Linked DNA regions of Homo sapiens: regions 2 and 3 are each linked to region 1. The links are chromatin contacts, found by Hi-C or POLR2A ChIA-PET in ENCODE. All regions are on one chromosome and are shown on one strand. Each heading gives the region's core, a stretch centred on a gene start or an enhancer-like site at or near the end of the contact. The rest is flanking DNA. Distances are from core to core; before and after follow the strand shown.

Region 1 (3,919 bases), core at 1,031-3,530:
CTTGGCCCACAGAGCCTAAAATATTTACTCTCTGGCCCTTTATAAAAAGAAGTTTGTGGCCAGGCGCAGAGGTTCATGCCTGTAATCTCAGTACTTTGGAAGGCCAAGGTGGGAGGATCACTTAAGCCCAGGAGTTTGACACCAGCCTGAGCAACAGGGTGATACCCCTATCTCTGCAAAACAAAATTTAAAAATTAGCCATGCATGGTGGCCATGCATGGAGGCACATGCCTATAGTCCCAGCTACTCAGGAAGCTGAGGTGGGAGGATTGCTTGAGCCCAGCACATTGACACTGCAGTGAGCTATCACTGCATGGCTGAACTCTAGCCTAGGCAACAGAGCAAGATTCTGTCTCTTTAACAACAAACAACAAAAAAGTTTGCAAACCTTTGGTCTAGTCTGAGCCTGTGGTAATGTCCTGGTCCTCCATTCTCCTTTGTACAAGGGGGTTTCGTTCTAAATGTGCTGTTTTGAAGTGTTGTTTTTTTGTTTGTTTGTTTGTTTTTTGACACCTGGAATTCATATTCTTTTTTTTTTTTTTTTTTTTGCTTGTGTGTGTGTGTGTGTGAGTGACAGAGTTTCACTCTTGTTGTCCAGGCTGGAGTGCAGTGGCACAATCTCAGCTCACTGCAACCTCCGCCTCCTGGGTTCAAGTGATTCTCCTGCCTCAGCCTCTCAAGTAGCTGGGATTACAGGCGCCCACCACCATGCCCGGCTAATTTTTTTAGTAGAGACGGGGTTTCACTATGTTGGCCAGGCTGGTCTTAAACTCTTGACCTCAGATGATCCACTACCTCAGCCTCCTAAAGTGCTGGGATTACAGGTGTGAGCCACCACACCCAGCCTGGAACACATATTCTTAAACATTCAAAGCAGTGAAGTTCCCAGATGCGCCATTAATGGCTGAAATCCTCTGCTCCTCAAAAGCTGGCCTCCCTCCAGCCATCCAGAATACTGGCCTGGCACACCACCCAGCACCCAGCCTTGTCCCTCTTGGACAGGCAGGCTGTCCGGCACAGCCCTTACCCTGCTACACAAGACATTTTCTCAAAGTGCTTACCATAAAGGCCCTGAACCGGGCCTTTTGTGAAGGTCAGAAAGAGCTTTGTTCCTAAACTAATGGCAAGGATGGGAGGCAAATGAGAGCAGAAAGATTTCTTCCTGAGCCCTTCTCCCCATTCTCTGCTCACTCCTCACAGGAAAAGTCCAGGTACTCACAATGGGCCTGTGGGTGAGCCAAGAGGGGGCCTGAAGCAGGAGACACACCCAGTCTTAGGGAGGCTTGAGCCCATCGGGAGTTGGGAGGCTGAGTCCAGAGGCCCAGGGAGTGAGGGGAGGACCAGTGGAAGGAAGGGAAAAAGGAAAGGCACAAGAGCAAGGAAGCCCAAATAGGAGGGCATGGGGGTGGGGAGGCAGAACCGGACTCTCACCCATCTCCAAAGGCAACAGGTCAAAAGGGGGTGGGGCACAGAAATGCTCCCCCGCAGGGCTGAGGATCGTCAATACAGGCTGACCTTGACAATCAAAGGCCTGCACATGTACAGCTTCCAAAGCAAGCTGGCATATTCCCTCTATTTGAATCCCCAACAGCAGTCAAGGTTGAAATGTTGTGCTCATAAGAAAGATTTTTGGCTCAAAAATTCCCGGTTCCCATAAAAGGTCAAAGCTGTATTTGACTCTTATTTACAAAGACATCCCCAGATCTAAATTTTATTTAAGGTCCAGGTGAAAGCCACCTTTCCATAAAGATTTCACTGGCAACTTGTTTTTTAACGTGGCAGATTGACAACACACTCTCAGCCGGCCACGGTGGCTCACACCTGTAATCCCAGCACTCTGGGAGGCCAAGGCAGGCAGATCACTTGAGCTCAGGAGTTTGAGACCAGCCTGGCCAACATGCCAAAATCTTGTCTCTACTAAAAATACAAAAATTAGCCAGGCGTGGTGGTGCATCCCTGTAGTCCCAACTACTCCGGAGGCTGAGGCAGGAGAATTGCTTGAACCTGGGAGGTGGAAGCTGCAGAAAGCCAAGATTGTGCCACCACACTCCGGCCTGGGTGACAGAGTGAGACTCCATAAAAATATATATATATATATATATATATATATATATATATATATATATATATATATATATATATAAAACAGCACACGCTGCCATGGCTCTAAACTGCCCGCTGTCTCCGGGGAGCTCTCCGAGAAGCAGAAGAGCTACTCATCTGTTGTGTCCCTAGGGGGAAGCACTGAGCTGGCAGTGGAAGGAGGTGTCCACCAGGCCTATCACCTCACAAACGGGACTTGACAGGAGCTGAAGGAGGGACCCAGGAAGGATTTCCTGCCAGGAGTTGGAAGAAGTGGAGGCAGCTTGCCCACAATGGGGGGGATTCCTGCCTTGAAATGAGGAATGCTCACTGCTGGCTGAAGGATCCAGCATCTCCAAGCCTGGAAAAAGGAAGAAAACAAACGGTTAGCAGAAGTCTGCAGTCCAAGCCAGCAAGCCACACAAAGAACAACAGCCTACTCAAGAAAGATCTTCACGTTCACTGACTTTGAGATTTCTATAATCAAAAAGAAACAAGACTGCTGTGTTTTAAATTCATGGGTTCCCCCTGCCCTGAGAAAGTAGGTACAATAAAATTGCACCAAAATCAATCACATTCTGTGTTTTGTAAGATAAACAATTTCTTTACGGCTTTAACATGGTCCTATAACACAGCCTGCTTCTTTTTCCTAAAAGGGACAAGTGATTATTATTCTCTTCTCACCCACTTAACTCAAAACAAGCAAACGAAAAAGTCACTACTTCAAGGGTTTGGCTTCTAATTGGAATGCTCTTTAAAGTCTTTAAGATTAAGCAGGAGTGGTGGCTCATGCCTGTAGTCCCAGCTATTCCAGAGGCTGAATGAAGCAGGAGGATCGCTTTAGCCCAGGAGTTCAAGACCAGCCTGGGTAACATAGCAAGACCCTGTCTCAAAAAATAAAATAAAACCTTCAAGATTAGGAGTTGCTTCTTCACATTTACCATGTACTTAAAAGTAACCTTACAAATGTCTCAATTAAAAACTGAAATCTAGGCCAGGTACAGTGTCTCATGCTTGTAATCCCAGCACTTTGGGAGGCCAATGTGGGTGGGGTGGATCACTTAAGGTCAGGAGTTTGAGACCAGCCTGGCCAACATGGCAAAATCCTGTCTCTACTAAAAATACAAAAATTAGCCATGTGTGGTGGTGTGTGCCTGTAATCCCAGCTACTCAGGAGGCTGAGGCAGAAGAATCGCTTGAACCTGGGAGGCGGAGATTGCAGTGAGCCAAGATCACACCACTACACTCCAGCCTTGGTGACAGAGCAAGACTCCATCTCAAAACAACAACAACAACAAAAACAAACTATTAAAAAATAAAACTAAAAACAAAAACTGAAATATAGAATCAGGAAAATAAACTGATAGGGAACTGGAACTATTTCTTACACATCCATCTATCTTTAGAGGTCATTCTATTTATATATTTAAAATCTGTTTCAAAAGAAAATTTAGCTTTAGAAGAAGCATTTTTGTCCATAAAGGTGAAATACTGAAACAGTCTATTCCTATCTGAAACACACTCAAATCCAATGCCTCTGTAGGATATACACATTACAGAGGCACATTCTCTCATAAAGGAAAATTTTTTTGGTTTTCCTTCACAAATGGATGTGCAGAAAAAGGACTTTCTGGTATCTGAAATGGGAGGGAAAAGGGACAGCACCAAATACCTCCCAGTTGTCCTTTTCTGGTCTTCAGGCAGTCAGTGATCAGGCTCAACTCATCCCTGTACAAATGTGTCCCCAAATTTAACAGGAAGAGAAGGTGCTGAGTGCACGGAGGCTGGGGTGGCTACGGTGGCACTCCTGTCCTGGAATGTCATCTGCCTGCTCTCC
Region 2 (3,919 bases), core at 658-3,157, 110 kb after region 1:
TACTCTCTAAAATTTGCCATAGTAATTAATTTCCCTTACTGGACAGTCAACTCTTTGACAGTAGGGTTACCATGGAATGGAAATTTTCTCCAGTAGAATGTTGACCTGAGCCTGGGCGTGGTGGCTCATACCTGTAATACTAGCACTTTGGGAGGCTGAGGCAGGCAGATCATTTGAGATCAAGAGTTCGAGACCAGCCTGACCAACGTGGTAAAACCCCGTCTCTCCTAAAAATAATAATAAAAAAAAAATAGCTGGGCATGGTGGCACATACCTGTAATCTCAGCTACTTAGGAGGCTAAGGCAGGAGGACTGCTTGAACTCCAAGGCAGAGGTTACAATAAGCCGAGATCGCACCATTGCACTCCAGCCTGGACAGCAGAGTGAGACTCTGTTTCAAAAACAAAAAGAAAAAAAGAAAATTGACCCAAAGCTATGCATATATTGAGTACTCACTCGTTACATGTCTAATTATAAAGACCACCTAAGATTCTCCTGTACTTTTCCCTCTGCTTAGTATTTACCACAATTATAACCAAAGTTATTCATATAATTATATATTCAACAGATCTCTCCCTGGACTGTAAATTCCATAAGGACAGGGAGAGAGGACAGGAACCAAACTGTCTTGATTACTGCTTTATTCCAATGCCCAGCACTGTACCTAGTACTCAACAAATATCTGCAAAAGAATCTCTTTGTTAAATACGTTTCCAAACATTTACATAGTGCTTAGTATCTGCCAGTCTCTGTTCTTAGCACCTTAAACATATGAACACATTTAGTCTTCGTAACAACTCCATGAGGTATATACTATCGATGTCCCCACTTCACTGATGAGGAAACTAAGGCAGGGAGATTAGGTTCTTAAGCGATTCTGTTTTATCAAATATAGACACACATTCGTTCCAAAACATTAACTAGTCTCTGTCTACGACAGGAGCTATGGGAGGTGCTGGGGACACAAAATAAAATCGTGGTTAATGCTTTTTGAGTACCTGCTATATATCAGGCTTGGTGTTAGGCACTTTACAGAACTTTATGAACTTTACAGAACTTACAATAACCTTGCAAGTTAGGTATTCTTAATCACATTTGATTATTTGTAGCCGGTGTTACTAACTTATTGGTTGCTTGATTGATTGATTGAGACAGGGTCTCGCTCTGTCGCCCAGGATGGAGTGCAGTAGCAGGATCACGGCTCACCTCAGCCTCAAACTCCTGGGGTCAAGTGATCCTCCGGCTTCAACGTCCCAAGTAGCTGGGACTACACACACACGCCACTATGCCCAGATAATTTTTAATTTTTTTGGTGGGGAGGACAGGGAGTGGAGTGTTTTCCTATGTTGCCCAAGATGGTCTCGAACTTCTGGCCTCAAGTGATCCTCTCGCCCGGGTCGGCGTTACTATTCTAGTCCAACCTCCTACTTACCCGGTAAACCCACAAGGCTCCGCCCCTTTGCCGAAGCTGGCCCCGCCTATGCCCTCTTCCACGCCTGCGCGCTCCGTGCGCCAGTTCCCCCCACCCCGCCCCGCCCCAACCCCGACCCGGCAGACGACGCGCCGTGCGCCTGCGCACGGCTTGCCCATGTGTGCTGCAGCCGTCAGCCGGCCCAGCTGAGCAGCAGCAACGGACCTTGTTAACGGCGCGGCAGCCTCCACCGCCTGCTGTTGCCCTCCTCTCTCGGTGGTCTGTCCGCCCAGCGCACGTCACCATGGGCAAGAGCCGGACGAAGCGCTTCAAGCGACCTCAGTTCTCCCCTACGGGCGACTGTCAGGCCGAGGCGGCTGCGGCGGCGAATGGGACCGGAGGCGAGGAGGACGACGGGCCGGCGGCGGAGCTGCTGGAAAAGGTGAGGCGAGGGCTCCGTCGGGCCGGGAGGCGAGACGAGGTTGCCCCGCGCGCGTGCGCATTGCGCGCCTTCTGACCCTTTTCGCTCTCATCCGCAGCTCCAGCACCCGAGCGCCGAGGTCCGCGAGTGCGCCTGCGCAGGGCTGGCCCGGCTGGTGCAGCAGCGGCCGGCACTCCCGGGCCTGGCGCGACGAGACGCCGTGCGCCGCCTCGGGCCGCTGCTGCTAGACCCCAGCCTGGCCGTCAGGGAGACTGCAGCCGGCGCGCTGAGGTGAGCCAGGAAGGGTGCGGGGCGGTGCCCACCGCTGGCCTCCCCCGCGTCTGGGCTGCGGGCGGTCGCAGCGGTCACCCAGCGCCTTCTGTGTGCCATCAGGCACTGGCCCGGTCTCCCGTTTGCAGAGATTTGAAGCCAGTCTCCAGGCTCCGGAGAAGCCCAGTATCCCCGCATCTCATCTGTCCACCTGGCTGCTTCACCTGCAGCGTCCACCTGCTCAGGCGTCCTGCCCTCACGCCTTGCGCACGTTTTACACTCTCCAAAAGCCCTCCTTAGGGTCCCTTGCTTGGATGAACTCTTCAGTTCATGTGTCAGGAATCGTTCTAGATGCAGGGGACTTTGAGCAGCCAAGACTTTTGAGCGAGATCTGTTGACAGCCAAGATCCCTGTCTTGGCACAAGTCATGTTGATGGGGAGACAGACAGGAAGCTAGTAAAAAGGTAAAACATAATATTAAATAGTGAGAATTGCTGTGGGAAAACGAGATGATGATGAGTTGGGGGTGGGAAGTTTGAATTGGGTGCTCTTGGGCCGGGCGCGGTGGCACACACCTGTAATCCCATTGCTTTGGGAGGCCAAGGAAGGAGGATCACTGGAGGCCAGGAGTCCAAGGCCAACCTGGGCAACATAGCAAGACCCCGTCTGTAGAAAAATTATAAACAATTAGTCGGGCATGGTGGTGGGTGCCTGTAATCCCAGCTACTCAGGAGGCTGAGGTAGGAGAATCGCTTGAGCCCAGGAGTTCGAGGCTGCAGTGAGCTATGATCACACCACTGCACTCCAGCCTGGGTGATAGAACAAGACCCTGTCTCAAAAAAAAAAAAAGGTGCTCTTTAGATGACTTGTGAAAGGAGATGTGCAGGGTGAGAGAGCCAGGAGGCATGGGAAAATAGGGGGAAGAATATTCCCCACAAAGGGAGCAGCAACAGCAAAGAAGCGAAGCAGCAGGCAGCTTGACGTGGTTAAACAGCAGAGAGGGTAGGTAGGTGGCTGAGAAGAGCAGGGGTGGGTAATTACAGGAAGTGAGGCTGGAGAGAGGGATGAGCTGTACGATGGTGTAGGGCTGAGGACTTAACTCTAAGCAGGGAAGTGACATGCTGCAACACATTTTGTGAAGACCACTCTGCTGGTTGTGCAGAGAATGGACTGCAGAGGGGGCAAGAGTAGAGGTTAGTATTTGTAGTTCTTACAGCTCTGTCTCTGTTTGTTATTTATATTTCATTCACTGATATAGCAAATATGTATAAAGTGCCAACTGTGTGCCAGACACTGAGCTAAGCTGTGGGCATGGGGTAATGAGCAAGGCAATGTCTCTCCTTAAGAAATCTTAAAGTGTATTGAGGGAGACAAGCATTAACCAAACAGTTACATAAGTGTATGATTACAATGAATGGTAATGACAAAGGGTGCTAAAAGAGGGTACAAACAAAGGGTTCAGGGAAGAAGACTGAGTGAGTGGTGCTTGAGGTGAGCTCGGAGGAATGAATGGGCATTCACCAGTTGATGGAGGGGGGATAGACGCTCTTCTTCCTTTAGGGAGGAAACAGCATGTGGAAAGCCCTTCCCTTCCTCCCACAGCATACAGAGGCTGGGGGATCCTGGCACATTGTGAGGGCATCTTCTGACTATCTCCATATCCTTAGGGACTAGCACAGTGCTGTGTACTCGGAAGTCATGTCTTTCCAATTAAAATTTACCCAGGGCTGCTTTAGGGGGTGTCATTCTCAGTAGCCCCACCTTGCTGCCCTTGCAGTTCGCTTTTTATTTTATTTTATTTTTTTAGAAACGGGGTC
Region 3 (3,919 bases), core at 137-2,636, 81 kb after region 1:
GAATTTATTCAAGAGCCATTATAATATTACTGTTAAGAATGTAGACTGTTAGGCCAAACTGCCTGGATTTGAATCTCAGATCTGCTCCTTGGTAGTTTTGTAACTTCAGCTAAATTATGCAACCTTAGTTTCCTCATTTATTAAGTGGGCATAATGCCAGTTTCTTTGGTACAGAGAGATAATATATAGGATACAGGCATAATGCTAATCTTCCAGGCTTATTTCAAGTCTTAAAGTGTTAATTCATGTAAAGCACTTAAATAGTGCCTAGCTGCAGAGTCAATACTCAGTAAGTGTGTTAACCCAAATCTTTAAGGGGGAAAAAAAAAACGTTGTTACAACTTTGCCCAAAGTCAACATCTTAGTTGAGATAACCATGAGGAAATTTTACCTAATCTTTTGAACCAAGCAAACTCCTGAAAACTGGACTAAAGGCAAAGAGAGGATATTTGGCCTCTCATTCTGAAAATGGTGTTTGGTGTTTTCCTGAAGAACCTCTCTGAAAACATTCAAGCTCGTGACTATCTGATAGTGCTGCTTTTTGAGACGCTCTTTTCTCCTTTAGAACTAGCCATCTTGATTGGCATTTTATAAAGATTTAACAATCCTTCTAACTGACAAATACCCTGCCCTCAGCAACTGAGGTTTCTCTCGCTTCCTGTCCTGTTGAAACCATAGAAGTTTGAGTCTTATTCTTCAGCTCTAAACTTTCTCTATGCTTTTACAAAGGGTAAGTATAATTTCTTTTTTTCCCACCAAAGCTAGGAAGTGCGTCTTGTCTGCTTCATCATGGAACACATTAAAATCTGATGTTTTTAGTGTACCACTGATACCTGCTATGCCAGTCTGACTGTATGAGAGACAGAGAAAAATAAAAAGATATTTGTTACCATATTTTAAAGGGACAGAGAAAAATAAAAAGATATTTGTTACCCTATTTTAAAGTGTGTTCATCACTTTATAGACTCACTTTTACATGGCAAGTGTTTTGCTGGGTATTAATGTGTAAGAAAATTAGCTGGGTGTAGCACACACCCACAGTCTCAGCTACTCAGGAGGCGAAGGTGGGAGGATTGCCTGAGCCTAGGAGTTCAAGGCTGCAGTGAGCTATGACTTGTGTGACTGGACTTCAGCCAGGGTGACAGAATAAGACTGTCTCCAAAAAAAAAAAAAAAAAAATCAAAATGAATTTCTGCCTCTCAGAACCTCAGAACTTGTTATCTGGTGGGGAGTACAGACCAGTGGTCAAGTGGTCAAGCAGTTACCATGCGGTTTAAGTGCTATGAAAAGTAAAAATGTAGGATGCTACAGGAGTCCATGGGAAGAGGATCCAGCCAGACCAGCTTTCCAAAGTAGGTGATTAGCAAACATCTGGTTGCCCTTAGAGGGAGAAGTTTTGCGGGGGAGGGGGCTGTGACAAGAGAAAACGGGAAGGAAGTAGGAACCAGAACATGGCATTTCACGAGGGCAATGGGAAGCCATCAGAGTGTTTTCAGTTAAGGAAGTGACAACTGGATTTGCATTTGTGATGACAGGGCAGGACCTGGGAGGCCAGTTGGGAGTGGCTGCTATAGCCCAGATGAGATATGTGGGCCCCAGAACTACAGTTCAGGGAGTGGAATCAGAACTAAAACCTTTAAAAAAAAAAAAAATCTTTGCCTGGGCTTACCCAAAAACCTCTTAGAGGGCAAATGATAGGTCAGCCTTGGCAAGTGGGGAATTTTTTTAATATTAAAAAAATAATCTGGGTGTGGTGGCTCATGCCTGTAATCCTGGCACTCTGGGAGGCCGAGGCAGGTGGATCACCTGAGGTCAGGAGTTCGAGACCAGCCTGACCAACATGGTGAAACCCCGTCTCTACTAAAATACAAAAATTAGCCAGGCATGGTGGCTAACACCTGTAATCCCAGCTACTCAGGAGGCTGAAGCAAGAGAATCGCTTGAACTTGGGAGGAAGAGGTTGCAGTGAGCCAAGATCGCGCCATTGGACTCTAGCCTGGGCAACAAGAGCAAAACTCTGTCTCAAAAAAAAGGAAAAAAAAAAAACTTTTAATGTCAAATGAATAGGACTTCGCAGAGGACAAAAGAAGAAGCAATTGAGCATAAAGCCTACCACCAGCACCACTTCTTCCATCATATTTAGCCTGTTACAGAAATAAAAGTTCCATGATCACCAATATTTGGGAACTACTACATCCTCCTCCTGGAGATTGTTCATGCTGTAAAGCATATTAAAAGCTCCATGTTGGCTGGGCACGATGGCTAATGCCTGTAATCCCAGCTGCTTGGGAAGCCAAGGCAGGCAGATCGCTTGAGCTCCGGAGGCCGGGGCTGCAGTGAGCTATGATTGTACCACTGCATTCCATCCTGAGCGACAGCGTGACACTCTGCCTCAAACGAATGAATGAATGCATGCATGAATGTCCCGAGTGGCCCTGCAGTAGAGAAACCTGTTAAACTGCCTGCTTTTCTGCCATTTCACCAAAGACTTGTTCACATTATTTGGGGGACAGAGAGTGTTTGTTGTGGTTTCTGTCTGTCCAGTTGCTCTTTTTTAATTGGAGAAGAGGCATGCAAATGTATTGAACATCCCACAGAGAGAATCACAGAGTGGTTGCCTTGCCCAGCTCCCTCTGAGCACCCGTGCTAGATTTGGGGAATGCTGGCTATGTCAGTCCATCCTCTCTCAGGACAACCCAGAAAACTTTGGACTCCTGCATTTGGGACCCAGGCATGCGAGGAGGTGGTAAAGCTGTGTTTCCGTGGCAGGGCACTCAGTGGGACTCAGTGGTGGTGGCATCAGTTTCCTCATCCGACCAGTTCCGTAAGATGGGTTTGGGCATTTTTTTTCTTCTGGAACTTTAGCCTTGAACCAGTCTCTCTAGACCACTCCAAAATCCTGAAGTACCCAATATCCTTTAAATAATTGGCTTTCAGTTTACTCAAAGTCAGCTTCTCTTGCTTGCTTGACTGCTAGAGTGGTACACAGCAGTTGTGTTCCAGGAGCATGCTGTGGAGAGTTGATCTAACAGATGAGAGTGCTTCCAATCAAGCCTCATGCCATCTGGCAGGTAAGAGAGCTCAGGGCCACGTGCAGTGGAAGGACCCAGACTTGGCAGATCAATGTGGATTACAGTCCCATTTCCTCCATTAGCCAGTGGGGCAAGTGACTTATTCTCTCTGAACCTTAATTTCATTTAGGCCTATTAGATAGCTATCTTGCAGAATAGCTAGAAGGATGAAATGAAATAATGTATGTAAAAGATAGCTTTCCAGCTTTTTTTTTAAAATCACAAACTAATTTTTGAGTCGCTATTCTGAGTACTTGTTATAGGTGTATCTTGAGTACCCAAGAGTGCTGGCATCTATGGAAGATGCTCAATTGCTGTTGAACAAATGGATGAATCTTGACTTTGGTATTGAAACTGAGTTTTTATATAAATACGTAAATACACTAAAACATAAATTTTATTTATTTATTTATTTTCAGTTGGGGTCTTGCTCTGTCACCCAGGCTGCCGTGCAGTGGCACAATCATGGCTCACTGCAGCCTCCAACTCCTGGGATCAAGCAATCCTCACACCTCAGCCTCCCAAAGTGCTGGGATTACAGGCTCTCACCATTCCTAGCTAACTTTTTAATTTTTTGTAGCGACAGGGTCTCACTTTGTTGCCTAAGCTGGTCTTGAACTCCTGAGCTCAAGTGATCGTCCCACTTTGGCCTCAGATTTGTAATTTAAGTAACGGTAGAGAAACTAAAATAACTAAGTCTATTGTAAGTTCATTAAGTAAATTAAAAAAGAAATATATCCTTGCTAGAAGATGAGTTTTAAATTCTGTCTCCTACAATTATCAGATTTATTTTTTTTCCTGACCTACCCTGAAAACCATTTAAAAACAAATTGTTCTGGAATGTTTTA

Evidence for each region. A loop is a pair of places that touch in the nucleus more often than their neighbours do. ChIA-PET counts read pairs that join two places held with the same protein, here RNA polymerase II (POLR2A). Pooled maps may share reads with other maps.
Region 2: a loop to region 1 is called in a pooled map, with 4 times the contacts of the local background. The contact joins the promoter of HEATR3-AS1 here to the enhancer-like site in region 1. A Hi-C loop is called at or near these places in 2 of 50 pooled maps. POLR2A ChIA-PET finds 5 or more read pairs at or near these places in 3 of 52 experiments (HEK293T, OCI-LY7 and PC-9).
Region 3: a loop to region 1 is called in a pooled map, with 2.2 times the contacts of the local background. The contact joins two enhancer-like sites. A Hi-C loop is called at or near these places in 1 of 50 pooled maps. POLR2A ChIA-PET finds 5 or more read pairs at or near these places in 2 of 52 experiments (A673 and HEK293).

The regions. Positions count from the first base shown.
Region 1 is chr16:49,955,806-49,959,724 of GRCh38, forward strand. It overlaps the pseudogene NCOA5LP. Among named protein-coding and RNA genes, the nearest start is that of CNEP1R1, 67 kb to the right of the region's middle. RefSeq lists a silencer at 277-336. Within about 2 kb of position 2,281, at least 4 of the 41 ENCODE cell types and tissues checked have a DNase peak (open chromatin) inside an H3K27ac peak, as active enhancers do.
Region 2 is chr16:50,064,417-50,068,335 of GRCh38, forward strand. It overlaps HEATR3-AS1 (HEATR3 antisense RNA 1), which reads right to left and starts at 1,908. Exons shown (of 3, transcript NR_186390.1): 1 at 1,637-1,908; 2 at 275-391. HEATR3 (HEAT repeat containing 3) reads left to right here and starts at 1,554. Exons shown (of 15, transcript NM_182922.4): 1 at 1,554-1,853; 2 at 1,951-2,123. The coding sequence starts at 1,716. RefSeq lists an enhancer at 1,362-1,656 and silencers at 1,507-1,556, 1,887-1,936, 2,017-2,276.
Region 3 is chr16:50,037,870-50,041,788 of GRCh38, forward strand. No RefSeq gene overlaps it. Among named protein-coding and RNA genes, the nearest start is that of CNEP1R1, 15 kb to the left of the region's middle. RefSeq lists silencers at 15-215, 515-715, 2,175-2,375. Within about 2 kb of position 1,387, at least 9 of the 41 ENCODE cell types and tissues checked have a DNase peak (open chromatin) inside an H3K27ac peak, as active enhancers do.